2 separate regions of the Mus musculus genome follow, and region 1 is linked to region 2. The links are chromatin loops, found by intact Hi-C in ENCODE. Cell type or tissue: heart. All regions are shown on one strand. Each heading gives the region's core, and the rest is flanking DNA. Links, peaks and the distances in the headings are about the cores only. Region 1 holds the start of 8430430B14Rik (RIKEN cDNA 8430430B14 gene). Region 2 holds the start of Gm36279 (a long non-coding RNA gene).

Region 1 (15,330 bases), core at 5,962-8,461, 190 kb before region 2:
TGCTCACCCCACTCTGTATGTACTCAAATCTGCTTCTCAACTCAGAGCTGAGCCCCTGTACCCCACATGTCCCCTCAGGAGATTGCTCAGAAAGGCCAAAGCTGCCCCACAGAGGATACCAACAGTCTAGGCCTGGTTGGAGAGCCTTAGAGCACCTCTAAACATGTTTGCAACCTCACCCGATACTTCCTGTGTCACCAACCTGCCCCAAGTCTTTGGAGAAAAGGGGTGACCCCTGCTCACAGCACTTGATTCTTCTGGGAAAGCATCAGGTGCTGGGAAGGCTTCCAGAAGCTTCACCCGAGTGAGGGTGGTGGTGACCCGAGTGTGGGGGATGGGATGAAGCCAGATTCCAGAGCGAGTGAGGCTCCCAGGTAGGCAGAGAGCCCTGAGTGGTTTAGTAGGATACCGTTTGTGAACATCTAAGCTGATCTGTGGAGGTCCCCAGACCTCACGTTTGGTCCGAAAAGTACCTCATTCGATGGTGTACTCATATATTCATTTAATAGGTGTGTTTGCACACCCTTCTGACACTAGCATAAGCCCTGCAGAGCCAGAGGTGACAGGGCATGGATTCCTTCTCCAGGACTTCCTTGCTGGTTCATTCACTATAGAGGAGAGTATGGACTTCATGCCAGCACCCCTCTGGACTATGGACGCTGTCAGTGGTCAAAACACAGCCACAGTGAAATGGGTGTCTGCATGGGGACATGGCCTATAAAAAACAAACCTAGACAGGCGCAGCGACTCTGACGCAGAGGCCCACTGTAATCCTAGCACGAAGGAGGCAGATAGGAGGATTAATGAAAATTCATACCCGGTCTTCAGACCGGCCAGGGCCACGTAGTGAGAGTCTATGTAAAAACAACACACCAGGTCGAACATGGTTGTGTACACCTGTAGTGCCTGTAATACCAGCACTCAGGAAGCTGAGGCAGGAGGCTTACAGTGAGTTTGAGGTTACTCAGGTCAACCTGGATGAGAACATGAAATTCAGTGTCGGGGAAAAATAGGAAAGAAAAATTAAATAGTCTGTTTGGAAGGAGGCAAGTGCTGCGGAAAGAGAGATTAAACCAGGTGCGTGGGGATTGGGATTGGTCACTCTCAGAATTGCTGTGATAGAAGCAACTGATGGGGTGGAGGAGGGGGATTGTTAGCCTTGGCTCTCAGGTCAGAGGGAACTGTCCCTCACGGCAGAGTGAACATGGCGGAGTCAACCCAGCAAGGCAGGATCTTGCGTTGGCTTTTCCAGTTATGACCACTAGGAAGCAGAGAGCCGGAGCCAGAGACAACTGTTACTTTCAAGGTCCCAATTGTCCCACTCCTGACAGGTACACAGGGTTCCACGGTGTCCCAAACAACTTGAACGGCTAGGGTCCAAGAATTCAAACACACAAGCCTGCGGGAGACAGTTTACATTCACAATATAACAGAGGGTTAAGGAGGTAGTGTCTCGATGCCGTGGTCCCCAAGCCAAGACAGGAGGGACGCTGTGGCAAAGCATTGGAGCTGGAGGGAGAGTTGAAATGAGGTATCTAGGGGGTGTGCAAAGGCCTCAAGGCAGGAGCAGCAACGAGGAGACTTCGAGGGAGGGGGACTGGGGAGGGGCCTTTAGCTGTTAGAGTGGAAGATTCCAAAGAGTTTTTTTTAATTTGTAAGTTGTTTTTTTTTTTTAATGATGTGTTTGTGTATGCATGCCACACGTGTGTGGGTACCCATGGGTTTTATAGAACTGGAGTTACAGGCAGTTGTGAAATGCATAATGTAGGCACTGGGAACTAAACCTGGGTCCTCTGGAAGAGTAACAAGTACACTCAGACACACATACATGTACACACACAGACACACACATGTACACAGACACACACACATGCACACACAGACACACACAGACACACACACACACAGACACACACAGACACACACACAGACACACACACACACAGAGTCATGTATAGCCCAGCCTGATCTTGAACTTACTATGAAACCAAGAATGACTCTGAGCTTTTGATCCTCAGGCTCCTAACCCCTGTGTACAAGAATTAAGGGACTGCACTACCACACCCAGTTTATTTGGTGCTGGGCTCAAACCCAGGACTTCATGCTCGCCAGGCGAGCACTCCACCAACTGTCCTGCATTTTCAAATGACCACTGGGACTGTTAAGTCTGCTGTAGACTAGAGCTAGCAAGGACAATGAAGAGTCAGGAGACAGCTATGACAGTTGTGGCAAGACCCCTGGTCCTATTGCCAGGAGGCAACAGTGGGGACTGGTGGATGTTCTAGGAGAGAAATCATACAAGGTTTCATAGTAACAGGCAAAAGGGGCTGATTAACTCTGACTCAGGGCCTTTTCCCATGGGAAGTGACTCAGGCAGTGTCATGGAAGATGAGAAGCCGACAGTACTCCAGAGAGCCGCAGCCTCCTTCACTGCCTGGCTGTGACAAGTGACTAGGCTGAGAGGAAGAGAGACATGTAGCCAAGTATCTGATAGCACAAGGTGTTGGCCAGAGAAGTCAGAGCTGCTGAAGATCCCAGAAGGGGCATCTTGTGGGCCTTAGCAGTTCATGGAGGAGCTGGAACCCATGAGGCCACCTGTCCAGCTAACACCACGGCCTGGCCACCAAGAAGGGGCTGCAAGGAGATGAGACAGAAGCCAATGAGGAGCCACGGTGTGCCTGGGAGCACTGGGAGGCAGTGCTGGAGGGACCAGTGCTGGGGAAGGGAGGTATTGGAAGCCTCCAGGAGAGGAGCAGTCTAGCATATGGGCACGGGGTTGTCAGGAAGGGGACCAGGTGGCTCTGGGGACAATATAAGTCAGCCAGTCTGGGCAGAATTGGAGATGTCTTTGAAAAATAGGGTGATGGAGCAGCTGGTGGATCCCAGCAGAAGAATCTCAAAGTTGTTGCATGTGCACACAATCACTCACCCAATATACACACATATATACTCATACACCCAATATACACATACACACATATACACACATACACTATGTACACAATACACACATATATACACACAATATACACATACACACAATATACACACATACACACATACATATACACATAAACACAATACACATACAGAGAGAGAGAGGGGGAGAATAATGAAGTATTTTAAAGGATGTGAGAATAATACAAGGAAATGAAGACACTGCTATTCCATCTTTACACTGTAGAGGGTGTTTTTCTAGCCATGGTAGTCGTCTACTCAGCTATGAGGTGCTTGGCTATAGGTATCTCCAGGTGTGTGTCTTGAGGAAGCTCTACTTAAAGGTATAGCTCCCTCCTCTATACCTTAGTCCCAAGGCCAAGGAGAGACAGGCTCCAAAATGAATCTTAAAGGCAGATCCTGGAGGGGGTCTCCCTGGATGATACTGAGAAATCACAGACAGACAGGTGTGCTCCACAGTGGCCCAAAGTCGCACTTCAGATGAGGGGTATGGGACCTCCAGAGGTCTTCATAGCATCTTGTCACTGGATCGTCTTAGGCAACCATTTCTTGTGTGCTCTCATGTACATGGGATGTCATTTATAAATGACAAGATGTCCCTTCCTGTTCCCAAGGTTCCTTGTTCAGCCTTCCAGGGGAGACTTACTGCAGTGGAAGGCTGGTATCAAAGCCCAGTTCTCATCTAGAAGGGGGAAACAGGATGTGATGTCAGAGGGCCCAAGGAAGAGAGATTGTGAGACTTCAAAGTCAGTTCCATCCCTCACTGCGGAAGGAGAATGGTGGGAAATTCTCAGTTGGGCTTGTGGGTAAATAGGCAGAGCTGGACTCTCAGGGAGTAGCCATGAGGTGTCTTGGCTGAATCAACCCAGCAGAGCGGTGGCTAAAGGCCATGCAGGGGATTGTCAATCAGGGATGGCAGACATCAGGGTCTAGGAAGGGGATTCACAGAGGAGCACCTGACCTGGAGTAGTGGGAGCATGAGTCTGGGTTCTCAGGGGTTGGTGGGGAATCTGTACCCTGGCCACATACAGAGACCACCAACATCAGCATCACCTCTCCCATCCATCAAAGTAGCCCCAGGAACCAAGATGGAGCATCTCTGTCTCATGGCATGGTGTGGAAAAACAGAGACAATCCCATGGTCACCGTGAGCTCCTCTTTCCGTCTCCTTGAGGTTTATAAATGTCTTCAATGGTACAGTCTCTAGGCTATGCGTGGGGGGGGGGGTGAGAAAATTCTGGGAAAGTCACATTTTACTCTAAGGACACCGAGTTCAATATGTAAACATGGGACTCTCTAGTGGGCTAGTTAAAGATCTCTCTTTCCTTTAATGCATTCATTCATTCATTCATTCATTCATTCATACCTATGAACAGCAGGTATGATTTCATCAGACCAGGATGAACTTAGTAATGCTGGAGAGAGCTCACTCAATAGTGTTTGCTGTCCTAGCGTGGGGAACTGAGTGCCATCCCCAGAACATACAAACAAAAGCCAGGTATGGCAGCACACATTTGGAACCCCAGTGCTGAGGAGGTGTCCCACCTTAATGAGTGGGTTTGAAGCCAAATGAGAAACTGTCTCAAAAAACAGGGTGAAGAGCAATTGAGTAAAAAAGTTGAAGTTGCTACCATACATGTACACACATATATATGCACATATATATCCTAATAATAATAATAATAAACAATAACATTTAAATTTTTTATTATTTAAATGCATTTCATACATCAAACATATTAATAATATTGAGTATTTTAATAATCAAATAATATATAAAAATTTGTTCAACTTTTATATTCATATCCTTTCATACTCTAAAAATATCATTAATGAATATTTAATACTAAATGGATAAACAATAACTTTTTTTTTTTTTTTTTTTTTTTGGTTTTCCGAGACAGGGTTTCTCTGTGTAGCTCTGGCTGTCCTGGAACTCACTCTGTAGACCAGACTGGCCTCGAACTCAGAAATCTACCTGCCTCTGCCTCCCAAGTGCTGGGATTAAAGGCGTGCGCCACCACTGCCCAGTAAACAATAACTTTTAAAGATGAGAATAATATAAAAAATAGAGACACTAGTTTTTCATATCTGCATTGTGGAGTGTGATCTCTCTCTCTCTCTCTCTCTCTCTCTCTCTCGATTTACTTATTTATTTTATCTATGAATAGACTGTAGCTGTCTTCAGACACACCAGAAGAGGGCATCAGATCTCATTACAGATGGTTGTGAGCCACCATGTAGTTGCTGGGACTTGAAGGTGAAAGAGCAGCCAGTGCTCTTAACCACTGAGCCACCTCACCAGCCCATGGAGTGTGATTTTCAACCCTGCCACCCACATGCCTGTGTAAGTTCCTCTGGTGGCTTAGCACTTTTGACTCGAGACATCAAGCCTTTCTTTAAGACTCGTTGTGAATTCGTGGCTAGGCGCTTACTGCAGTAAAAGCATCTAACTCTACAATGGTTACCTAGTGTGGCAGAATGAACTGGCCTACAACTGCAGCTGCAAGTAAGGTATTCACTCAGACTCCTGGTAGTTGAGGAATTTGGAAACAGCTTTGCCTAGCGACTCTGCTTATGGTCTCCTTAGGCTGTAATAAAGATGTTGGGAGGGACTGTGGGTATCTGAGGCTGATTCCAAGGGACACCTGAATGAGGCCTCTAGCCATCAGCAGAAGACCTCTCTGTGGGGCTTCTTAAGTGTGTGGTACTGTGGATAGCTTCCCTCTTAGTAAGTCAATGTGAAATGACTTATTCACACTGGGGGCGGGGATGTTGGTGGGAGATCTTCCATGCCTACCCACAGAAGCCACGCTTTCCATGTTTCCCTTGCTCTCAGAAAGGTCATGGTGTTACAGGTCATGAGATAGCCTCTGATGAGACCAGAAAAGGCTTGAGGTCCAAACGTCGTAATAGGAGCTTTCTGAGGGTGGCCAGTTGCACAGCCAGACAGCAGCCAGGTGGAACAACCTGGGTCCCCTGACCAATCCTGAGCCGAGCTCCCTGTTGCAAAAGGAGACCTGTCCACTTATAAGATGAGGAACTCTTGGTGGCTGTCCGAGAGATGGGGCTAGCTCCTGGACACAGGGAGAAAGACGTATAGTCAGGGAAGATCATTCTGAGCTTGGGGTTCCGCTAGGGGCTCCTAGAATGGTGCCCACGTAGGTCTCCTAAGGATCTCTAGGCAATCGGGGTGGGAGATAGCACTCAGAGAAGGAGCGAGAGCATGGGCCAGGCCTGAGCAGCTGCTCTTCTGTTTGATCAGAACACTACATTTTTGGGTTCTCACCTTTGGCTATGGATTTACTCATGTGCTCATTTGTTCACTCCTGCCCAATTCTTAGGCTGTAGATATGGAGGCTGACTCTTTTCAGGAAGCTCCATTTAATGCGGGAAGCTCCCAGTACGGCAATCTACGAAGCCTAAGGGGGGGGGGGGGTGGCAATCCATGCATATGGGAGCTAACCCCACTGGAGAGTGTGGAGTAAGCCCCACCAAGTAGAGTTCCACACCATGAAAGAGTGTTGCAAATGAAGTTGGACAGGTCAGAAGAGATGTGTGAGCCAGGCAAGGGGCGTTAGAAATCAGTAAGGTCGCGCAGGAATTTAGTGAGGCATGAAGGAATCAGTCTTGTGAGATAGTAGGGTATCAGGGAAGGTGGTCCTGGAGGGGAACCTGGGTCCCCAGCTATTGCCTAGAGCAGAAACATGCCAAGAGGCCTTTAGGAGGAGGCACAAAGGTGTCAGCCCAACTCCTCAGCGGAAGATGTAGCGGAGCCCACCCTGCCCATCTCAGAGCGGCCCGGCTCCAGCGGCAGGCTGAGCCCTGCTTGCTTCTGGGAAAGAATTCTGGCCCTGAAGCCCCCGTCCCAATATTAGCTCTTACAAGAAGCCTTGAAGGAGGTTGAGGACACTGGGCTGTGGACACTGGAGGTCCAGTTGAAGACAAGAGACTCCCTTAGGGTGGCCGGAATGAGTGGAGCCGTAGAAGGCAAAGAGGAGGGAGGCGCCTCATGGTTTGCAGTTAAGCCTGCTGAGAGTCTTCTAGGCTCAGTCCATGCACTACAGTCCCAAACTGAGCATCTGTTCCCTGAGGAGCCTCCACGCCAAGTTCTCCAGTCCAATCTGCAAGGGGCACATTAGCCTCCCCAACAGCAGGTGGCGCCCTCCTGTTGAGATTAGATTTAGGAGCTGAGTTTTCTGCCCAGAAAACCTGTTGGGCAAGGGAGAGAGGAGCTGGCCTCCGGGGAGCTGGCCCCTGGGCGCTCACCTTATCCACCCACTGTAGCCCACTTACTAGTCTCGCCCTCGCTCTCCCTGCCTTTCACTTGGGTCTCGGTGCCCTTGTTCTTCATCGCTAAGGTCCTCAGGGCAAGTCTGGACTTAATGAACTTCACAAGCTAAGGCAACTCCAGGACCAGGATAGTGGGGGATGCAGTTGGCAGTGGAATGCCCCCACGGGGTCTTCTGAGCTCCCCTCACCTCCCAATGGCATTCCCCCTCAGGCCCTCAGAAGGTACTCCTTATGCCTAGCTGGGGTGTTTGCCTACGGCGAGGTGGCTCTGTCAATGAAGGACATCATAGACACCAGCATCTCTGTGCAGGGTGAACTGTGCCCACTGGTATGCCCATTGTCTCCTAATCTCCAGTCTTTAGTCCTAGAGGAAAAGCGAGGGGTGTGGAGGAGTCCCACGGGCCCCTCCAGCTCTCCTGGCACTCTGTTCACTCCCTACTTGTTCTGTCCTTGGAACTGAAGTCCCCCGACTTGCCAGGCAGAGCTGGCCTAGGCCATGCACCTGTGGTGCGCTGAAGGCTGGGCAGCAAGACATGGAAGCAGAGGGTGCCCAGTGCAGGAAGACCCTGGAAAGAGATGAGCACCATTAAGGTAAGATGTAGCAGACGGGACCCAGGCAGGAGGAGACCAGGATGACAAGGTAGGAAACTGACAGAGGTTCCTGAAGGAGGAAGAAGAGGAGGAAGGGAGGGAGGAAGAATTTTTAAGAACATTTCGAGGTGAGGCGGAAAACATAGAAGTTTGTGGGGCTAAGTGGTGGTGGGGCAGCCAGGGGGATTCTATGGCCCAGCACAAAGAAGACAACCGGTTTTGTAAGGAAGGGAGGAAGTGTTGGAACGTTAGAAGGGAGTGGCCGAGAGCTGTTATTGGAGGCAGGCACCTGTCTCTCCTCAACCCTGTGACAGACAGGTACGGAAACACCCTGAGCACCGCAGACCCTCATGCTACCAGCCTCACCCCGTGCAGCTCATAAAAGTGAAGCCGGAGCTCAAGAGCTTAACCCATCTCCCACCCACGTTCCCCCACCTCCAGAGCACCCTCCACCCTGGCGAGATAGCAGCCACCCACCCCACCTCTCTGCTGGAGTTGACAGGGTAATCAGTAACTGTTCACCAAGATGGTGTCTCAGCCAGACAGGGGGGCCTTTGTCTGATCCCAGCCCTGCTGGGAGCCCTCGCCTGGTCCTGAGTTTGCTCAGTATTAATCATTGACCAGCACCCAGGGTTACAGCCCCTCTGGAAGCTCTCAGGACTGGGGCCTTGGGTGTCCCACAGCTTCAGGCAAGGCGAGGCTGGAGTAGGGAAGGGACAAAGAGAAGGAGAGGGGAGGGCGCAGGCCCTGGGTGGGGCTCAAGGATATTCTACTACTACCTGTGCTTGCCCAGCCCGGCTTTCAGGAGAGGTCCCTTTCAGAAGGGACTGAAAATTCCCCCACTGGGCGCCTCGTCCTCTGGAGGAGTCAAAGAGGCAAATGCAATGTATGGATGAATGTTGCCCTCGAGGTGATGTGGAGCTCTCTGGAGACCCACATAGGTGTAGACCCCTCCTCTCGCCCCTAATGGAGACCAAGGAGTTAACTCACTATGTGCCAGAGGGACGAGGATGATGGTGAAGCTTGGCCAGGAGCAAGGAGGAAGGCATAAAGAGATACACATACCAAGAGCAGAGGTAGAGAGGGACACCTTCTATAGGAGCACACACTCCTGAACATGATCTCCGTTGACTAGCCTAATAGCTTATGCGCTAGGGGGCTGTTCTACGCCACGTTCACAAATTAGAAAAAGGAGACACAAGTCCATCACTTGTCCAGATCCCAGAGTTAGGAAAGATAGCAGTGACAGACTGTGTCCAGACCTAGGACCTTGGGCTGTGGTCAGATTAGAGGGACCCCCATACAGAAAGAGAGGGACCTTAAATACCTTCCAGGAGCAGAGAAGAGTTGAGCCCCTGGTGTAGGGATTGCCTTTGAAGGGGAGCAGGCAGGGATCGGGCTTCTTCAGGTATTGGAGACCTGGTTTAGATATTCCCCACAGAGAAGGAAGTCAGGTGAGCCGGCCCCTCAGCACCACAGAGGGGAAGCCCCACCAGCCCCCATATCCCCTTTGGCCTTACCCTGAGAAGTCAATATTGATGTTTTATGACCCAGGATAAGCACATGTTCTCTTCCCCCATGAAGGGTTATCTGGTTTGAAGGGTTAATGAGTGATCGCTCTGCTGGGGAGGGGAGGGGAGTGAGAAGAAAGCAGCTATTCAGCCTGAGGTCTGCGACTCAGCTTCCCCCAGCCCAGTGGGTCAGACCTGTTCTTTCTGCAGGGTGGAGGCCGGACCTTTGGGAATCTGAGGCTGAGTCCACGGGGTGTGTCTGGAGGACTGGTGCGTAGGATGTACCCAAGGAAGGTGTCCCCAGAACAAAGATTGCCCAGGGAAGGGGCTGGCAAGGCAGGTGTGTTTGGCATGTGGCTGCCATGGAGGGGGGGGGGGCATAGGAGAAACAAAAGTCAAAGTACAGAAGATTCATAGATGACTCCAGATGATGTGGGACCCTCTGGAGAGTCAGGGTATCAGAACTCAATATATGAGCCTATCCCACCTGTTACCCAGTATAGTTTTGGATAGGTGGCTTAATATCCCTAGGAACCAGGTGCCTTATCTTCCAGGTTGGTTCCAGAGACGAGATAAAATAGTATACTTAAATCAGGGAGAAAGCATAAAATAAATCTTTTTAAAAGAGAGGTAGAGATGTCTACAGGGAGGCTCAGTGGTTAAGAGTGTTGGCTGCTCTTCCAGAGGACCCGAGTTCAGTTCCCAGCACCCACATCAGAGGCTGCACAAACCACCTGTACCTCCAGCTCAGGGTATGTGACACCCCATCCTGACCTCCTCAGGCACCTGCACTCACATGTGCATACCCACGCTCAGGTGCACACCCATACACATAATTAAAATTATAGAGGGGGTTATAAAGTGACTTATTTAAAATGAACAGTTCTGTTGCCCAGGAAAACTCAGAAAGGGACCATTAGGGTTTGGCAAACCAAGGATTGAGGCCCCTGTCTACAGATGAGTTAGGATAAGACAATAAAAGCTCGTCTGTAAGGCACCTTCTAAGGACGTGATCTGTGACCTTGAACTTGACCTTCCATTCCTGCTGTCAGATTGCCATCCCCCAGGCCTGAACCTGATTCACCAACTGCTGGATGAGAGCCTTGCTGGTCTGGAACACTGAGGAGGACAGAGCAGGAACCTGTCGTCAGCTTAGAGAGGGGAGAAAGGAACAGGGCTGAGGGGAGGGCAGCGTGTTGGTCACTGGAGAAGCAGAGGCCTGAGAGAGGCACCCTAAGCCAGGAGAAGCACAGTGCCTAGGAGCAGCTGGGCAAAAGCAATTGCAGCCAACCCTGACTACTTGAGATCAGTCCCTGGGACCAACCTGGTCAAAGAGAAAAAGCAACTCTAGACCTCGACAACTCCCTGTGCTCTGACCTCGACAAATAAGCACACAATGTCTTCTTCAAAGCCCCTCTGGGATATTGGGGCATGGAAGATGAGCCACGCCTCTAGAGTCTAGAACTTGTCAAGGGTCAAGACAGTTTAGCTCTATAGAGAAACATGCCTGTCAAAGACCACAGGTGTTCACTCTTCGGGGCCTGAATTGTGGTTTGGGAAAATGGGAGATGAACACACATAGTCAAGCTGGGCCCACGGCTTGCCTGTAAATGAACAGAGGGGCACTCTGTGGCCCTCGCTCCTTAGACCATCCTCTTGAGGGGAGCCAGCCAGGGAGGGGTAGCCAGTGTTAACCCCTCACATCACTGTCCCCTCTGCTTTCACACTGTGTTGAACCAGCTGGTTTTCTGATGGGCACAGGGTGACCAAGAGTCCAGACAGCACTCCATGGTCCTCTTTTACCATAGATAGCCATTAAACAGTGCTGAAACCAGAGGGAGCTTGTCTTAGTCTGTTTAAGATGCTTTAACCAGACAGCTGAGTGTGGGCATGGTGGTGAATCTTGGTTGTCAACTTGACTCCATTTGGAGGCAACTGAGTGATAAGTGGGTGGGGGGGGGGCATGGTTGTGAGGGATTTGCTTGGTCAGGTTATATGAGATGGAATGGCCCACCCCAAATCTGAGTGACCAGATAAAAGGAGTTGTGGTAACCAGATAAAAGGAGGTCCAAGAGGAGAAGCTTGGCCTTCGTGCCGCCTTCTCATCGCTGTCAGCTCATCTATGGGTCTTACGCGTGCTCCGAGCACGTGCACCCCGTTGCCACATGCCTCCACCGACATGAGAATGCAGCTTCTTCAGCCTTGCAAACAGTGTACTGAAGACCAGTGGGTCTCCCGGGATCCTCCGGGCCTTCGGTGACCAACTGGGACTGCTTGAGGCATCCAGCTTTGTGCGCTGAGCATTGGGCCAGGAAGCAGGAGAGGAGAGGCCAAGCTTGCTCTTGTGTAACGAGGTAGGAACTAAGTCACCCTCACCAGACCAGTGCACTTCCAGAGATCAGGGTTATCCTTTCCTGAGAGTGGAGCCACCAGGACCGGAGTACTTCCTACGAGGTGCTACCTCTTAATGGTCCCGCCACCTCGGCACTGCCTCGGAGAGGAACAGGCTTCCGGCACACAAGCCCATTCATAGGGGCTCTGCCTCTGTGTCTTAGTACTCTGTAAAGGCCTTGCTTCTGAATACTATAACACTAAGTAGTAATTTTCCAACCTATTCAGAACAAAGCAGATATGAACTGAGGCAATGTACAGGACTTCTGGATTGGCCACTCCCATGACTTATCTCCCGGTCACTGGAATAAGAACTTGGGGGTGAACAGTGTGCCAGAAGACGAAAGTAACATCATAGGACCGTGGAGGGTCAAACCGTGCAACCCAGGGCCCTGACCATCATCGTATCTGCTCATATGTTCTCATGTCAGAGAGACAAGCCTCCATCTTGGTCAAATTGCTTCTCTGCCTGCTCTCCTGTTACAGCTGCCAAAATCTATTACATAACAAATTTAGAATACAGTCAGCAGTCTTTAGCCACAGAGTTCCACATGGGTGGACCCAGCCCATGTGAACTGAAAAATATTCAAGAAAAGAGTATCTGTACTGAGCACACAGAGACTTTTCTCGTTATTGTAGCCTCAAACCATTGATTAAACATGTATTTACCTAGCATTCACATCATGATAGGTACCATAAGTTATCCGGAGATAGTTTAAAGCATTTAAGGGGCTCAGGGCTAGGCAAAAATTATCCAGCTTTATGGTAGGGACTAGAGCATCTCCTCATGTTGTTATCCACGAGGGACAGGGAACCCATTCCATGTGGATGCTGAGAACAACTGTGCCTGAAAGCGTCTCACATGTCTACTATCCAGTATCCTAGCAGGCAGAGCAGGCCCAAACGTTATAGCCGGGAAGCTAGTAGTTCTGTGCTCTGACATAGGAGTTAGTGGAATTGTCATCTGGGACAGGGAATGGGCAGGAAGCTAACTTGCTCTTGGCCCTGTAACTAGAGAAGAATTTGGGAATTGGTGAGTAAGTCTCATTACTTCTTGCTGATTTCAACAAATTCCTTAAAAAAAAAAAAAAAAAAAGAACTTGGGTTAGAACTGGCTGGTCTGCAAGCCAAGGAGGATAGGGAATATACTTCTGCCAAGAAAGCTCACCTACTGGTTGCCAGACATCTGAGTTGACTGAGTCTGGCACGTTGGAGCCTCCGAGAACTCTGAAAGCCACATGCATCCAGGTCCCAAATGAAAGGCAGTGATCTAGGCTGACTCTCCACCACCAGGCTGGGTAGGAACTGTGCCCTGGGCCTTTCTCAGGCTTTTCCAGCTCGGAATTCTCCCCAGCACAATGGCAATCAACTCCGCAGCCAAGACCAGATTAAGGGCGTGTTCCCTTTTCACCTGAGCCCATTGTCTCAGATGGCCTGGAGATGGCGGGCCACTAAGCCCAGAGACGGGACTGGGAGGAGCCTGGGAGGGGCCTGGGCAGATCACCCAGAGAAAGTACAGCCAGAGTTGTTGGGCCCACAAACTCTGTCCAGACAAGACCTCTGGCTGTTCAGGGCCTGCTCTAGATGTGGTGACAGAGGGTGATGACCCAGTTAGAGCCTCCCAGAGGATAAAGCCACAGCCTGAGAAGGATGCTGGGCAGGGAATTACTTCCAGAAAAGTCGGAAGAACAAGGAGTCTTTAAGGCTTCTGAGCAGCTTGGTTTGGTTAATTACCATGGACTGGGGCTGTCTGCTGAGCCCCTGCTGTTTTGTTTTCCGAGTCAGGGTTGGTTTCAGTTGTGGTGTGTGGCTCTTCCGTCATGCTACCACACTGTCCCTCACTGTGTGCAGGAGGGGGCGGGGAGCACTCGCTCTTGTGTGCTGGTCTCCAGGCCACAGGTGGCAGCCAGCATCCAGCTGTGACTGAAGGGGTCAGTGCAGGATACTGGGCAGGTAGCATTTGTGTTTTGTGTGTGAGGTTAGCAGATATTGGGTGCCAAGGGGGCAGAGTGTGACAGATTGTCGATCACCCCAAGGTCTCCCTTCCCTCTCAAAGTAGCCTGACTTTTAGGAAAGCACATGACAATTTTAGTAAAGCTGCACTTCCCAGGTAACTTTGCAGGTGTTTGTGGTTGCTACTAAACTGTGGCCGAGAGATATGTAGAGCGCTGGTCTTCAAGTTTTAGATCACACCTTGCAAAAGAGGGATTCGATCCCCCTGCTCTTCGTTATTTTCTGATGGTGAGAAAGCCACACTGGACCGTGTGCAGGAAAGCAGGCCCCAGGGGAGGAAGGCACAGAGTCAGAAGTCAGAAGTTAGAAGAAGTTAGAAGAGGGTGCAGGGCTGAGCAGGCGCGCAGTTAGGACTTTAATGGGGGAAGGAAAGACATTTCACAGAGACCACTTGGTACAGTGTGGGTCTTTCCTAACAAAGACAGACATACCTTAATTACTGTGTGCGGTTAATAATCTCAGAGAGAGGACGCAGGTGCTGTACAAGTGCAGAGAGGAGCGGAGTTTGAGATCTGCCTGCTGGGACTGAAGGGTGGATAGGAGACCTTTGCAAGTGAATGTCTGAGAAGGGGAAGGGCAGGCTCTGAGTGGGCAAGCTGAGCAAACACTCGGGGTGGCAGGAGCACCTGGGGAGTGCTCCAGCGTGGGAGGCAGGCTGCGAAGGAGATGGGGCAGGGTGTGAAGGATCGTGGATGTCCTGTTAAGTTGAACTGGAAAGTAGCTTCTCTTTCTCTCTCTCTGTATCTCTGTGTCTCTATCTCTGTCTCTCTCTCCCTCCCTTTCTCCTCCCCCTCCCTTTCCCTCTCATTTTTAGAAATGCTGCGTAAGAAGGCGTTGTTGGATGGAGGGAAGAAGCAGATGTAGTGACTCGTGGTTTTCTGTTTTCCCCCAAAGAAGCAGAGGACTGTGTCCCTGGCTTTGGGCCTGACGCACAAACTTAGTGAGAACCAAGCACAAAATCACAACTCAGATAGGTAGCCGCGAGGATGCGCACAGTCCGTGCACACAAGTTTTTGAAGTAGTTCCTAGACAATCAAATAGGGCTCTAAAGTCACTAACTGTAAAAATATGGACATGTAATTGCAATGTCCTTGTCCTTATAGTCCTAGTAAAAATTATCGCTTGGAAGGTAGCCCCTACACAATTTTTTTTATCATCGTCATCATTTTGTGATTTTTAAAGGTATTTTCTTCATTTACATTTCAAATGCTATCCCAAAAGTCCCCCATAGCCTCCCCCCCCCCCACTCTCCTACCCATCCACTCCAGCTTCTTGGCCCTGGCATTCCCCTGTACTGAGGCATATAAAGATTGCAAGACCAAGGGGCCTCTTTCCAATGATGGCCGACTAGTGGATGGTCACAGTGATCCCCAGGCAGTCTGGCTCCCACACTGTCCCCACCTCTTCCACCCTCTTGCCCGTTTCTCCCCGTATTAGTACAGTTTCTCTGTGTGTGTCCGTTTCTCCCGTTATCCTGCAGTGGTCCATGCCTTAATTACTCGTCAATGTGGACAAAACACTTGGTAGAAGCAACTTAGAGGTTGAAACACGTATCTTGGCACGTGGTGTCAGA
Region 2 (15,330 bases), core at 6,138-8,637:
GCCATCAACCAGTCAGCCAACACAGGGATGCATCTTATTACCAAAGGGAACAGCTAACAAATGCCCTTGACAGCCAAATAATTACTTTCAGTTGAAAACAAACACAGGTACAAGTGGATGCAGGCTCTATCCAGAACTGCCAGCTCCCCACCTCCTGAACACACCCCTTCCCAGACTTGCCCCGGCCAGGAGACCTAGTTTAAAAACAAACAACCCCCCCCCCCAACCATTACTCAAAGAGTTTTTTTCCAAAAAATTTTATTGGGGGAAACTACAAAACATTTACAGTACAATGTTTACAGTCACAATTTGTAGTGAACTGATTCCCCAAAATATATTACAACTCAAGTTGACTTAATCTTGTTACATTCAAAAACCTACTTCTGTCAAAGTAGTCCAGAGTGCACACGCGGTGCTCCAACTGTACCTACATACAAACTAAACAACTGCTCATTTATCTGCCATCCAGGAAAGCCGGAGACATTCCTGCCTCTTTACATTGAAAAATAATAGTACAAGTTTTTGGACTGTCATTGAACAAGGCATATTCATGTACCACCAACATTTCAGCGCTAAGATGTGGCCTCTTCACTTCATAGCTATAGTAAAAAAAAAGTGGTAAAAAATCTTTTCTTTTTGTGCAGGTGAACCCGTCCGACATTCAAATTCTCAAGCACGAATGAAATACTTATCTGGTTGAGAAAGATTTAAGGCAAGTTCGGGCCCTATGAAGGCACTGAGACCATTTCCCCCATTATTGCTACATGTCTCTATAATCAATGTCACAGTAGAGCTGGTGGTTTATAAAGCTGGATGTAGAGAAGCAAGCCACACGTGAGCCTGACTGCAGTCTCACCTTTCTCTCTTTAAAGTTGGATGGGCTACAACCATTATACATTCTAAGAAAACCTCAAAATGTTCCTCAAACCACTTCCACAGCATCAAGATTGCATGGTTTCTTCATGCGATCTTTCGAAATTTACGTAAACAAGGAAAGAAATTAATGAAATAAATATTACATACAATCTCTTAAATTAAGATTTTTCTTACTCATTTACAATAAAATAACCAAGTGAAGTTACAAAAGGCATATATTACTGTGAAAAGAACACACTCCACATTTTGCCGATTAATAATGGCAATTATAATTTAACATAATAAAAGAATATATATCTATTGCTTTCATCATACTCGATAAATACAGTATGGACAACATCCTCAATGTATACTTTTCACAAGATAATAAATAAGTTAAATAGTTTTTCATATTGAGTTGTGGTGCAGTGGTGCGGATCAACTCAGAACAACTAAAAATGAAGCACTTATTTCCCAACAACTATGAACTGAGCTCTGCCCATAGCTTCCAGAGAGCAGAGGAAATGGTTCTAAGCTAAACACCCACACTACGTGGTGGCAATGAGCCCGTTATCAAACTTTGGAATGCAAGGGCTTCCCCACCCCCAGACATACAGAACTTTGTCTAAAAAACAAAAACAAGGTAAACAACCACCACAAAGGAGGCTGAGAGCGAGCGACTCGAATCAAGGCATGTTCCTGGCATTATTTTGAGTTCTAGAAGCTTATAGTTTAGGGAGGTGGCAGCCGGCTGGCTCACACTGGTCTTGGAACCCCTTCCAAGAGTTCTCACATCTGGACTGTTTCTAAGGCTTTCGAGTGAAAGAAGAGATGGAATGGTGGTTGGTAGCTGCTGGTGCTGGGCTGATTTTTTTCTTCTAAAACTAGAGTTTCAAACTCATCTGAGACCTAAGTGTTTGGTATCTTTTGTTCTTTCCGCATCACAACCGCCCTGTTGTGAATATTTTGTTCATCCATACGAAAAAGTTCGTTGGCTTTTATCAACAAGAACGAATCTTTACAATAATAATAATAATAAAAATAATAATAAAAAACAAAAAAAACGAGAGAACCGAAAGGGTAGGGGCGGGGCCCCTTCCGGCAGAGTTCGAGTCCAAGTGCTCGGAGGGGCCTCCAAGTCTGCCGCAGTGTCGCCCTCCCCAACCGGTGGCCCCCGCTGTGCCTTTCCCAACCCCTCGCGGGCGCCCCCTTGCCTCAGTCGTCGGAGATGGAGAGGCGGCTGAAGATGGGTAGGCGACGGCCAGGGTCCAGGCTGGGGGACTCGGAGCCGCTGAGGCTGCCGGAGCTCAGCGAGCCGCTCAGGTAGCTGTCGCGGTCCGAGAGCGAGTCCGGGGGGCTGGGGGGCGCGTCGAACACGGGCGACTCGGACAGACGGCGCGGCAGCTGGAAGCCGAAGGGCGGGGAGGGCGGCGCGGGGGCCGCGGGGGGCTGTGCCGGGGGTGGCGCGGGACCGGTCAGGCCCTGCTGCTGGTTGCGGTAGTAGGCGGCGGCGGCCGCGGCGGCGAAGTTGTGGGTCTGGATGGCGAGCGGCGTGATGAGGCTGCTCAGCTCCGGGCCGAAAGCGAAGGCGTTGTTAGCGCCGGAGGACGAGCAGGAGGCGCACGGCGCTCCGGGGCTCAGCAGGTCCTCCGCGCCCCCGGGGCCGTAGAGCAGCGCGGCCGCCGCCGCCGTGGCGCAGCACGTCGGGGCGCCCGAGGGCGTGGAGGCCGCCGAGGCGGAAGAGCAGGAAGAAGCCGAGGAGGAACAGGACGAGGCCGAGGAGGAGGGCGGCGGCGGCGTGCGCGATGTGGGGCTGTCGAGCAGCAGCGGCGACTCCAGGCCCCCCGGCGGCTGGTGGTGGCCCGACGGGAAGCCGGAGAAACTGAGGCTGTGATGCAGCTTGGGCCGCGGCTCGCGGGCGAAGCCTAGGTGTAGCGCGTCGCGTGCGCCAAACGCTCGCAGGTCCCCGGAGGCGCCGCCGCCCCCCGACGGCGCGGGCCGCCGCTCGTCCGCGTTGTGGATGAAGTGGCAGCGCGGGCCGTAGGGGCAGAAGCCGATGGTGTGGAAGGTGCGGCACAGCTCTGTCTTGTACTTGGGGTGCCGGGTGAGGCTGCGCAGCTCGTGGAAGCCGTGCGCGAACTGGCACTTCTCGCCGTACTTGCACGTGCCGCTCTCCTCGAAGGGCCGGCACAGCTCCGTCTTGTAGCGCGTGGAGTTGATCTGGGAGCCGCTGCCCCCCTTCTGCTGCTGCTGCAGGTGCAGGAGGTGCTGGCTGCGCTCCCCGTTCTCGCTGAACGAGCGGTCCCGAAATTTGCTCTCCTTGGTGACCAGCGCCGTGCCGCTGCCCCCCGAAGGCTCCTTGAGCTGGCCGTAGGAGGCCAGACCGCCTCCGCCTGCGGGGCCACAGCTGCTGCCGCCGCCGTTAGGGGCGCCCGGGAACTTCGGCGAGCAGCTGCCCGGACTGGGCACAGGGTGGGCAAGCGCGTGGAGGTTGCTGGCGGAGTGGCGTCGCAGGAAGCCCGGAGTGAAGCTCGAGCTGGGGGCAGCAGCCACGGGCGTCCCTACCGCCTTCTTGTCCAGCATGTTGTTCAGATTGAGGTTTGCCAGGGATTTCTCCGTCTGCCAAAGGGAGGGGAGCGGGAGCGGGATGAAAATCGGATGGGGAAGAGAGTCGGGGCTAACTGCAGAGTGAACGCCCTAGTCCCAACTGCCCACTTGTTGGGGTTTCTGGTGGGATCCGATTCAGCCTCCACCGCTACACTCGCAAAACGCAGGCCGGAGAGAGTGGAGGACGCCCACCCCGGCCGCTCCGGGTCTAGCCATGTGATCCTGGGCCCGTGGCCACGGGGTGGGCGGCGCAAACGCTGTCCGGGAAGTCCCGGCAGCGTGGCCGCGGTCGGTTCGGGAGGAGCACGGCTGCTCCAGCCGCTACTCGCTCTCTCCACGCCCACAGTCGCAAGCACACAGTCCTGCTAACTCCAGGACTTCCCTCCACCCGCAAAGTCAACTTGGAAGGGTCCCTCCCGCCTCGGCCCGGCCCGGCGGCAAGTCTCGGAACTCCAAAGGGTTCCAGGCCGTCCGCCATCCTTTCCGGCTGCCTGCTTACCTTGCACAAGAAGTCGATATCGTAGAAGGGTGACAGAAGTGTGGTCGACATTTTTCTGGGTCCTGTAATGGTCGAAATTGCAAGCGTGGAGGTTGGGAGGTGCCCTCGGTACGGCGAGACTCGAACCAAGATGAATAACGGGCGAGGGCCAAGGAGGGACGGAAAGTTGTGCTTGTGCGGCCGAGGAAGCGGCGGCGGGAGGCCGTGGCGCGGAGTGGGGGGCAGAGGAGAAGCGAGAGCGCAGCTCGGCGCCCCGGCCCGCCCCCCGCCCGAGCCGTCGGCAGCTCGCGGACTGGTGGAACTCGGAGACCTGAGAGCGTGCGCCCTTTATACAGCCCCGGAGCGGCGCGGCGGCGGGGCAAAGCGCACCGGGGGAGGGGACTGAACGCTGACCGGCCGGGGTCTCCAGGCAACGCCGCCCGCCAGCCCGCGGACGTCAGGCTCCTTCTCGGCTTCTCATTGGTCGCCGCCAATTTTTCCCCTTCGGGGGAGGGGAGGAGAGGGGAGGGGAGGGGCGGGCAGCCTGGGCGTCCCGAGCGGCGTGGGGCGTGCGGCCCCCTTGGGTCCTGCTGGGTGGCGGCGGCGGGAATACCTCGCTCTCCTCCGCCTCTACGAGTATAACGTTGGAAAGCACGTACACGTTCTATCTGCCCAGGACGGGGCTACCCGGGACGTGCCTTTCCTCGCCCGATCCGGCTGGGCCGACTGGCGCAGCTTTTATCTCCCATCCTAGTTTTTGCTCCGCGCGCGGGAACAGCAAAACAGCAATGGTGCGCTTGGCCAAGTTGCTTGGGACTAGGAACGGGGGTCGCGGCCTGTCCCGTAGGTGGCAGCTCCGGCCCGGCTGCACGTGGAGACGCAGTAGGGGTGGGGGCGGGAGCGGCCAGCCTGGAGGAGCATTGGCGCGTTTCTCCGCCCCTCTCCCCGCCCAGGCTCAGTAAACAGGACTTGAGCGCTGCGGCCTGTGGGGCAGAGCCGAGTGTCTGAGGACAAGGCGCTGGCTTTGCTAATCACATCACAAGACCTTGAGCCTGGGCCAAAGGCGCCGAGTGGCGCGGGGTGTCCGGGGCGGGAAAGCCTATTCCAGGGGACTAGAGGGAAGTCGGAGGAGCAGTGTGGACATAGAGGAAGTCACTTCCTTCACCTTTGTGCCTGCTGGTTGGCCTGGCCTCCTCTCGGGGATGTGGGTGCAGCTCCTAGCCAAGGCTTCCCGCCTGTACAGCCTTGGCCTGTCGAATCCTGCAACCTTCCTCCTTCTGCTGTGGGAGGCGCGGCATTGAATCTAAGCTTTGTGTGAGCTGCCGGAGGCGAGGCGGTGATTGCTGAACCACCACCCAGGTTGGGGGAAAGAGGTCCTCATTCGGTTGCCTTTAGTGCAACTCCTACCAGCTTTCCATGGAAAAAGCAGTCCCAGAAGGCCCCTGGCTCTTTTTGAGAGGGGTCTCACACACACACACCTCCACACACCTAGCGACCCCCACCCCCACCCCGTGAGGCCCATCTGGTCAGGTCCAGAACCCTTTATCCCTACACTTCATACTGGCTGCCAAAAGCTGGAGTTGGGCCCATGAATTCACCCAGCTGGCAGTCCGGGTTGCCCTGGGTGGAAGGCCCAGTAGTTGCCAGAGAAGGCTGCTTGACCAACTACATCCTTCCCATGTTGCTCTTCCTGTCTGGTTGACCCAGTCCAGTGTGCACTTGGGCTGTATCAGTTAACCTTGAAGCTAAGGAGGTAGATCTGTCACTCAAAGGCTCCTGAGTCCAGGTGCATTTGGCCACACTGCAGTGCATGCTGCCCCTGTAGGTAGAGCCAATGGCTGCCAGAAGACTGTAGTGTCTTGGACGTAGTGCTGAGTGGGTTGGGTACGGTGGTTCATGCCTATAGTCCTAGCACTAATCACAAACTGTGGTGAGTTTTAGGCTAGCCTTGCACAGCTTAGTGTGAGAGTGAGACCATACCCCTATAAAGGAACAAAGCCCTCACCATCTTATATATTAAAGCAAACTGGCTTTTGGCTGTGGTCTGAGCAAGGGGCCACCCAGATCTTAGGACCCTCAAGTGTAGTGACTTAGGGAAGATGGCTGCTTCACTCTTCCCACCCACGTTGCTCTTGCCCCTATTACTGCTGGGTTCTGTGGCTGAAAGGACCCCAAATGTAAGCATGAGGCTGTGACTAAGGTTTTCCTGGTTTCTCTCAGGAAAGCATGCAGCAGTCGTTCCCCTAGCTACTGCTAGCAGGATTGCAGATACAAGCCCACCTGTGGAGCCATCCATCCCTCCTGTCCTCCCAGATTGGCCACAGCCAGCCAAGATCCAAGTCTGGGGTAAGTCCCAGCTAATGGCAGACTTGGTAGGATGGACTTGGAGATAACATAAGCCTGCTCTGAAACATGCTTTGGGACAGCATGCCTGCCAATGTGAGATGGTTTTATTGTCATGTAACTGCTTTTATTTCATTTTAGATGGAAGGGGAGAGGGAAGGTTGGGTCCTGTTCAGAATTAATCTCCCAAGGTTGTCACCACCAGCCCCTCTCACCAACTAGATCTTAAAGTAGTGTAATGCTGGGTATAGTGGTGTATGCCTGGAATCCTGGCACTCAGGAGGCAAAGGCAGGAGGATTAACACAAGTTTGAGGCCAGCCTAGTGTAAATAGCAAGCCTGACTCAGAAAACTAAAAGCAAAGCCCAAAACAAACTAAACAATGTTAGGTTTTCAATTTTTCATCAGCAGTGGGTTGCACTGCCTAACTAGGTAATTACTACAGGGCCACACAGACCCCAGGGTGCTGAGTGTTTCTAAGACCACCCAGGGGATTTCTGTTCCTCTTCATGGCCAGGAAGGACACAGCTCCTGACTTCCCTCTCCCTGCGTACAGGTCTCTACTCCAGCACAGCCGTGTTTCTGTGGTGCAGGATGGTTTTCTTCTGAGACCAATTACATGTGAAATGTCAGCGTCTCTGCAGGAGGAGCTAGCATATAGAATGCCTCTCTCCCTTTTCCTCATGATTCTAAGTGACTACTCACTGAGAAGTATCTGAACATAGCTATAGGCCCTACAAGTTCCTTCTATGGCTGGCATGGTCTTTGTGGATAACTGGGAATGTGGATCACACTACAGCAACACATCCACGCCGTGAATTGAAGGCAAGCGTCTGCGGGTGTCACGTACTCTGGAAGCACACGTAGCATGGTAAGCTGGGCCACATGATGCGGCTCAGTGGATAAACGTGCGTGCTCTGCAAGCCTGAGCCTGAGTCGATCTCTGAAGCCCATGCAGAGGCGGGAGGAGAGAGCTGGCTCTATAAAGTTGTCCCTCAACTTCCTCAGACATCCATGCTGGGGCATGGGTGCCCTCCTATCATGTACAGGTGCTGATAATAGTTTTAAAAAGTTTTAAAAGAGTAGGCTAAAAGCGCTAGACCAGCAGCATAATGTGTGCAAGAGCGCCACCTGCTGGTGTTCGAGGATGCCAGCTGGGCTGGGCCTGAAGTGACAAACCCTTCCGGTTTCTATATGGAATCACCTAAAGTGGGTAAATGTGTTTCTTGGCACTCTGCTGTCTCCACCAATCACAGGACGGTGTACAGTGGTGGCACCGAATGAATTAAGCATTTGCTCAGGCTTCCCTTTCCCCAGGCTCTGTCCAATAGCTGAGGCCAGTGATGGGTGACAAGGGTTCCTAGCCTTCGCAGGCATTTCTGGGTAAGACAGTGGGGACTCTTAATATGGACCACTGAAGGACTTGGGCAGGTAGATAGTAAAATGCAAGTATTTGCATGTTGTAGGTTCTTAATATTCCCAGAATCAAACATACCCTTTACTAAAATGGAATAAAAGTTTATAAATATGACCAAATAGGTATTTGCTAAACAAAACCAAACAAAAGAGCACTGTGTGTGTGTGTGTGTGTGAGAGAGAGAGAAAGAGCACTGTGTGTGTGTGTGTGTGTGAGAGAGAGAGAGAGAGAGAGAGAGGGAGAGAGAGAGAGACATGTAAGCTAAGACTGAATTCAATGCAGTCAGTGTATGGGGAAATGGGCGCTGGCTTTGGGATAGAACTGACTAGTTCAGGCCTGCAGGTGGCTTGCACCTGGAGACAGTAAACCTGCAGACAGCAGCTTCACTTCCTAGGTAGCTGCAACTAATTGGGTTGCCTTGAATGAGTGTGCTGCAGACAAGGTCCTCAGTAGGAAGGGACAGAAGCCTAGACTCCCAGAAGTGGGGAGGCACCTGAGGAAAAGAGTTTCAATTGGTGTCCACCATGTATGTGTCTTGCAGACCTGAGCTGAGGCCCAGCCACCTTTCTTCAGCATGCTGCTTCTGTTCTTGGGGCCATTACTTGTCTCCATTCCCTAGGGCAGTCTTCGGCTCTGAGACCCTCCTTTCCTTCCAGGCAGGCCAACAGCCTCAGGACAGCCAAAGTCCTTTCCTCCTGAATGCGCAGCCTCGTGTATTCCACTGTCTTCAAAAACTCAGCTGAGAGTGGAAGTTCTCTGAAGAGCTGAGAGATGAGGTGACTCTGCTCTGATGCTATCCTTTGCAAGTGACAGAGCTTCTGGGAGTGAGGGGACTGCCAGCCAGATTGACAGAGGAGATGGAAGAGTTGCCTACACAGGGATTTCACGAAGGTCAGAGTCTCAGCCCAGAAGTTGACTTCTGATTTTTCAAAGATATGCTCTTCTTCCCCCTACATCAAGTGACAAACAGCCAGAGTAAGTCTCCGAGGAGTCCTGTGGAGCCAGGCACAGCACTAGATGTGGGAGCTGTGTCTATTCCTGACAGGGCCCACTGGGGCTGTCAGCGCCCGTGCCACAGCACTTGCCGCTCTGAAGGTCACCTTCTACTTTCACTCAATACCTCTCTCCCAGCCGGACCACGACCTTTGATAAAGATGTGAATTAGCTCCAAGCCAAGATACTTGGGGAACTGGTGGTGCGGAAGTGGGTCTTAGGTTTTAAGGTGTACTGAGAAAAATCTTAGGTTTTAAGGTGTGCCGAGAAAATTCAGAGGAGGCACAAAGGAAGTCTGGACAGCAGAGCAGAGAGTTACTGGGACATGTGTGATAGCAGCACAAAAGAGACAAAATTTCTAGAATGCTATGGGGGTTTAGGGTCATTTCATCTAAAACACTTTGTTATATCATCTTCCTGTTTCTTATACAGACTGGGTTTTGAAGGGTTGGTATACACTGACTCTTGGTCTGCTCAGGATATGGAGCTAGCTAGTGGTCATATGTGGGGACAGACTGCTGGTTTCCCAGTGGAAAACACAGGTTGCCTATGCTGGTCTTCAGTTTTCAGGAAGAGGCAGGAAGCCGGCACACACACACACTCCCTGCCACATTTTCTAGAAGGACCCTAATCCTTGGGAAATGCTAAGATCAACTGATAAGCATTTTTTCATGATTTTATTCTCAATATTCAAGGTGCATTTTTCAAAGTGCCCTTCCTAACTTGTCTGAACCTTCCTAACTGGTCTGGACCTCCACAGTCCTGTGAGCCTCACCTGGGAGGTTTCTCCTCGTCAGTCTCTCCTCTGCATGGGAGCAGCTAGAGACACACTTTTTACTATCTAGAAACTTCCTAGGCCCTCAGGGCTCCACCTCAGGGCTAGGACACTCTGTCTGCCCCCAGCTCCCTAAGTAACTGGGATTACCTGATGTGGGCTCTGCACGTGGCCCTCGAGGTCATCACCCTCTTCCAGTAGCCATCCCAGTAGAATAGGCAGTCCTGGCTCCAGCTGGTCCCACTGCTGGAGCAAGTCACACAGAACAGCTAAGGCCAGGGTCAGAGCAATGGAGGCATCCACCTGGCAGAAGGCAAATTCTGTAGAGACAGGAGGGAGACAGTCACTGAATGTAGCTCAGGGCCAGCCCTAAGAAGTGTAGAGGAATCTGAGAACATGAAGGGTCTTGGCTAAAAGCCCTGTCACCATCCCAGGGGTGGTGGTGGTGGTGGTAGAACTGGTCGCGGAAGGCTCTTGATCCCATCCTGGGTTCTTCTTTCTACACCGTTAGTACGAGCCCTTAGCCTGAACCCCGCCACCCTGTCCTACGGAGCAGCAGCAACGGTAGGACTAGACACCGCTCTCAGCCTCTCTAGCACAAGTGGAAGGAGAGGGAGTCCATGTCGTCTCAGAGCAGAGAGGCACCACCTCTGCTTTATATGATCCCGAGCCAAGCATTACTGAGACAATCAATAGAGATGGTGGCTGTGTGCCAATAAAATGTTATCTATACATGCGGTCATTCAAATTTCACATGTAAAAACATTTTTTCCCTTTCACCTCCCCCCACCTCCCCAAATACAGGGTCTCATGTAGCTGGCTGGCTTCCGACTGGATGCTGGCAAGGACGACTATGAACTCTGATTCTACCTCTTGGGCACAGGGATACCGTGTGCCACTATGCTTGGTTTGTAGCCAATGATCACTTTGCATGTCTCATGTCCTCTGCTTTTGTCTACCAAGTATTGGGGAGATCGATGTGTGGCACCATGTCTGTGTAGTTTTATGAAGCCCTTGGGTAAGCATCTAGGCAAGCGCCCTACCAGCTGGGCTGATCCCAGCTCTCACATCAGTTAGAGATGTAAAGCCTCACACATCTCACAGCTGTGCAAAGGCAGGGGTGCACTGCATTTTGGTCCTGATTTTTATGTGTCAGGCAAGATCTCTACCACTGAGCTATGACCTTAGCCTAGGATTTGGCTGACATTCTGTTGCTGTTGTATGGATAGTGAATCCCTTCTTTATCCTCTTGACTTCCGGGCTTTCTGAGGGTAAGGTGCTGAAAGAGCAAGTATACAAAGAGGAAGTAGGTATCTTGGGAGGGGGGACCCCTGCTTACTTGTCTGCCTGGACTAAAAGTGGAGTTTTGAGCAGGGTTGGGCGTTGACACTTTTGCCATTGGTTTAAGCCTTCTCATCTCAGCAAGAGGGAACCTGAAGACTTAAGGTTTTCAACTCAGAGTGGGTCTCTGTGGAAGCCCCCTGCACTACTGCCTCCATCTAACGAGTACTTCTACTGAACTCTCCTATCTCCCAAATCCAGTTCAGCTCAGCCCAGAGAATGTTCCTGGCCATCTGACAACCAGCTGAACCTGCTCTGCACACTCAGGAAAGGGCTGAAATGTGGACTAGAAGGCCAGTCCCCAGTGGTTAGCTGGGCTATGGAAGGCCTGTGGCACTTGTAGCCCTACTGAAGGGAGCTAGGCTTTTTTTGGTGGTGCCAGGCCTTATGCATGCCAGCCAAGTTCTGTGCCACCAAGCCGTATCCTCAGCCCCCAGCAGCTAAGGACTGGATGTTACTAATTCTGCCTCACACATGAGGATATCAGAGCTGAAGCTACTACTGTACAGTCACAGAACTCCAAGGGGCTCTGAGGAAACAGAATTGCCGACAGTTTCATGTTACATCTGAAGCAAAGATCAACAGGAACTTGCAGAAGCACGGTCTTTTGTTTTTTGTTTTTTTGTTTAAATAGTGAGATAAGCAGGTTAGTGACTGTCCAGCATGGTAGCATTACTTGGAGGCGACAGTTAGGCAGCACAGAGTTGACCCTGCCACTCTCAGAGCCTTGTGGTCTGTTCTGCACACTGCAGCCAGCACTGGGACACTGGAGCAGGCACAAGGCTGCTCCTTGGAAGTGCAGTGCTAAATATGGCTTCCCTGAAGGATGGCACCACGGGGGTGGGGGGTGGGGGGAAGAACTTCTGAGGTGAACAGCACACTGGCCTTTCTACTTTTCCTCATTGAAAAGGCTCGGGTGTAAGCCTGTATTATGGGATCAGTATTAGCTCAGCTAGCTGATGGTGAGATCTCAGAAAAATGCACCCTTCTAACTTTTCTGCCCTTCTTTTCCTCCTCCTCCTCCTCCTCCTCTTCATCCTCCTCCTCTTCTTTCTCTCCTCCTCCTTCTCTTTCTCCTTCTTCCCCATCCTTTCCTCCCTCTCCCTCTCTCTGTCTCTCTCTAGTCCTTCCTTACCCCCCTTGATCTTACGGCAAGGACTGAAAACTCTGCAGAAGGGAGGTCAGGCATGGAGATGCATAGCTTTAATCACAGCATTTTGGAGGCAGAGAAAAGCAGAGCTCCAGAGTTCAAGGCCAGCCTAGTCTATATAGTGAGTCCAGGCTAGCCAGAGCTACACACCATTAAACAAAATCCTCGTATCAGTAAATTCAGTGTTTGTAGCTTAGATAACGCATCAATTGGGTCTAGTAAAGAACACATGGGTGTGACCAGACATGCCACCAGAAAGGACAGGCTGTTCCACTGACAAATGGCAAAATGGCTTCCCTGTGTCCTGAGTCATCCTTAGGAAGGGGTAGGAGAATGACAGGCACAAGAAGAATGTGTGGGGTGGCTGGACATGAACCTGGAGAGGATCACAACCACAAGGGAGGATGCCAGGACGGTAGGATGCTGGGAGTAATGGTGCGGGTCTCCTGCTCCCCCAGCTGACTACTTGGCCCTGGGCTAAACTTGGACAGAGTCAGATCTCTGCTGGTCAGGCTGCCTCTAAAGGGAGGCTAGAGAAGAGCAAGGGGGATTTCCACTTAGCACTCAGGCTGGCAAGTCCATCAAGCAAACAAGAAAGCCAAGCAACAAGTGTGGTTAGGAGTCTGCTGTGACCCTAGCATACTCAAGGGATCCTGAAAATCAGAAACGAAAGCTAAGGATTTAATCCACAAACTCCTTTTTCCATTTCAAAACTTACCACAAAGTTATGGGGATCAAGGCAGTGGGGATCAAGGAGAGATACAGACAGACATACACACACAGAGGGAGGGAGAGAGAGACAGACACACACACAGAGAAAGTGTGTGTGAGAGAGTATGTGCTGCAGATCCAGAGGAGGGCACTGGGTGCCCTGGAGCTGGAGTGCCAGGGTTGTGAGCTGCCCAGGGGAATGCTGTCTAGACTAAGGCCCAGTGACTGTCTTTCTCACCCTCCTGAGAGGTCAACTGAGAGCTGTTCAGTGGTGACAGCCTGAGTTTGTTCTTTCTGTAGCTCTGGAGAATCTTGTTTGAGGCATCTGTGGGAACTTGTGTCAGTTTTAGGGGACTGGTCAGGGTTTTGGGGGCCCTGCACATTAGCACACATTAATTACCGCCCCCTCTCTCTTCCCAACCCATCACCCACCAATCTAAGTCAGTTCCTCCTCACAGCTGTGCACTGATCAGCTGCTCTGTGAGAGACACGAGGAAAAGCCCAGGCCCTTTCTCAGAGGGTGAATAGCTTAGTTTGAGGAAAATGACTGACACATTGGTCTGGTGTCTGGGGAAGAGCGCTGGCCATGCCTCGTGGCAGAGAACTGCTTACCTTACTTCTTGCTCCTACACTGCTATTCACAGGGCTGTTTTTTGCCCTGTCCATATGGACATTTGACTAGATGACCCTCTGATGAGACCTGCAGGCTCCACGTCAGCCTCACCTTGACAGATGTGGCCACCGAGACCTTCAGTCACAGTCCTCTTTTCACCTCCCTTCCCTTCCCCTCGGTCTGCTTCATCTGCTATACCTTCGTCTTCCTCTTCTGTTAGTCAGACCTGCCTCGGGACCCTGACAGTGATTACCCCATGGCTCTAACTCCCTGAGCTGTCCATCAACAGTCCTGGGGAGGGCTGGAGATGTGGCTCCATGGGGGAGCTGTGCTTGTACCGAGTAGGGTCTGGGTTCAATCTTAGATAGATACCTATGTCTGTCTGTTTAGATGTGGATAGATAATATATATGGGGAGAAAACATGTTTGTGTGTACTGGGGCTCTGTACTGGCTAGTTTTGTGTCAACTTGACACAGCTGGAGTTATCACAGAGAAAGGAGCTTCAGTTGAGGAAATGCCTCCACGAGATCCAGCTGTAAGGCATTTTCTCAATTAGTGATCAAGGGGGAAAGGCCCCTTGTGGGTGGGACCATCTCTGGGCTGGTAGTCTTGAGTTCTATAAGAGAGCAAGCTGAGCAAGCCAGGGGAAGCAAGCCAGTAAGGAATATCCCTCCATGGCCTCTGCATCAGCTCCTGCTTCCTGACCTGCTTGAGTTCCAGTCCTGACTTCCTTGGTGATGAATAGCAATATGGAAGTGTAAGCTGAATAAACCCTTTCCTCCCCAACTGCTTCTTGGTCATGATGTTTGTGCAGGAATAGAAACCCTGACTAAGACAGTCTCTAACAGATACCAGCCATTACTATGGGGTTACAGTCTTATGTAGACAACCTACTTGTTTTGCTTGTTTCTGTAATGGGAAAACTCCTAGACTGCAAGAATGAGGTAGATGGCAGTGTGGTTACCATTTTACACTCAGGGTTGTTGACATTTGGAGTACATAGATCAAGACTGCACAGGCAGTGGGTAACAGGGAGCCTGGCTCTGCAGCCCAGGCTCTGGATCACTGAGCTGAGCTGAGCTGTCTACAACCAGTCAGTGCTTTGCTGCTTGCCCTTGAATTTGTTTTGCCTTTTGCCCTGGCTGATGTCTGGGGATCTTGATCTCTATGACCCCATTACAGAGGTCTCCTAGCCGCTGGGCTTCCAGCTGGATGCGTTCACTGGGAAACAGACCCTGGAATGTTGGAGGGGAGGAAGAGGAGAAGCTGGGAGGACCTCTTGCCTGAGCCCTTCTCCATGACTCGTCAAGGGCTGGGAGTGGCTCGGCACTGGCTCTGTCCTCCCTACACCAGCTCTTCCTGGTCCCAGCCTCCTGTCTGAGGGACGGTCTATCTGGGGAGGAGATCTGCCTGTCAGTCAGGAGGGCGCATGCGCTGTTGGCATGTGATGGGGCCAGAGAGTTAGGGATGCTGTTAACGTTCTGAAGGCACATGCCAGGCACCATCAGTTTCAGTAGGGCCCAGTGTAAGACCTTAACCCCACCCACAATCTCATCCAACACTTTTACTAATGTTTATCTTAGTATAGCAAATGGACAGACAAACTGTCTCTAGGGTCCCCAGTAATGAATGACGGGTTGGGTCCCTGGCAGATATGGAGAGGTTTACCCCTTTTCTAGAAGGCACCCCTTAGGACATGCCCTTTACATCCTTTGGAGAGAGGGGAAGAATAGGTCATAAGCAGCCATCCCCCCTGAACAGCTGTCTGTAAGAGTTATTACACATTGCCCAGAGGTGGAGTTATTACACATTGCCCAGAGGTGGAAATACGTTTCCAGGTCTGAAGGGATCTCACACTGCTATTATTTTGGTATTTAAAAAATACTTGGTACAAAAACCTTTCAAATATTACACTTTGGATTTTGCTTCATTTTCTGTTTTTTTAAATGACACAAATGGCCTAGGTTCCCAAAAGTTCCCACAGTCCCTTCTTTCTAGTGTGACCTGCATAAATGTGCTGACCTGGCATTACATATTTGGCTGCCCA

What was found. Hi-C counts contacts between places; a loop is a spot of excess contacts. Peaks named below come from ENCODE experiments on the same cell type or tissue, not always from the same donor. Only the 100,000 strongest peaks of a DNase experiment are listed, where the experiment ranks them.
Region 1: it touches region 2 in a loop (6-fold over the local background); 5 of 42 quality-filtered maps call a loop at or near these places.

Annotation. Positions count from the first base shown.
Region 1 is chr17:83,990,864-84,006,193 of GRCm38, forward strand. It overlaps 8430430B14Rik (RIKEN cDNA 8430430B14 gene), which reads left to right and starts at 7,689. Exons shown (of 2, transcript NR_130994.1): 1 at 7,689-7,842. In heart, for the core only: a CTCF peak has its summit at 7,113 (motif pointing right); DNase peaks (open chromatin) are centred at 7,138 and 7,678; H3K27ac peaks cover 1,106 bases; H3K27me3 peaks cover 375 bases.
Region 2 is chr17:84,183,683-84,199,012 of GRCm38, forward strand. Thada (thyroid adenoma associated) reads right to left here. Exons shown (of 38, transcript NM_183021.3): 37 at 9,618-9,787; 38 at 6,374-8,649. The coding sequence ends at 8,269. Gm36279 (a long non-coding RNA gene) reads left to right here and starts at 8,506. Exons shown (of 4, transcript XR_385852.4): 1 at 8,506-8,590. Zfp36l2 (zinc finger protein 36, C3H type-like 2) reads right to left here and starts at 4,265. Exons shown (of 2, transcript NM_001001806.2): 1 at 3,962-4,265; 2 at 242-3,474. The coding sequence starts at 4,012. The coding sequence ends at 2,071. RefSeq lists an enhancer at 1-118. In heart, for the core only: no CTCF peak of the experiment used is centred there; a DNase peak (open chromatin) is centred at 7,429; H3K27ac peaks cover 873 bases.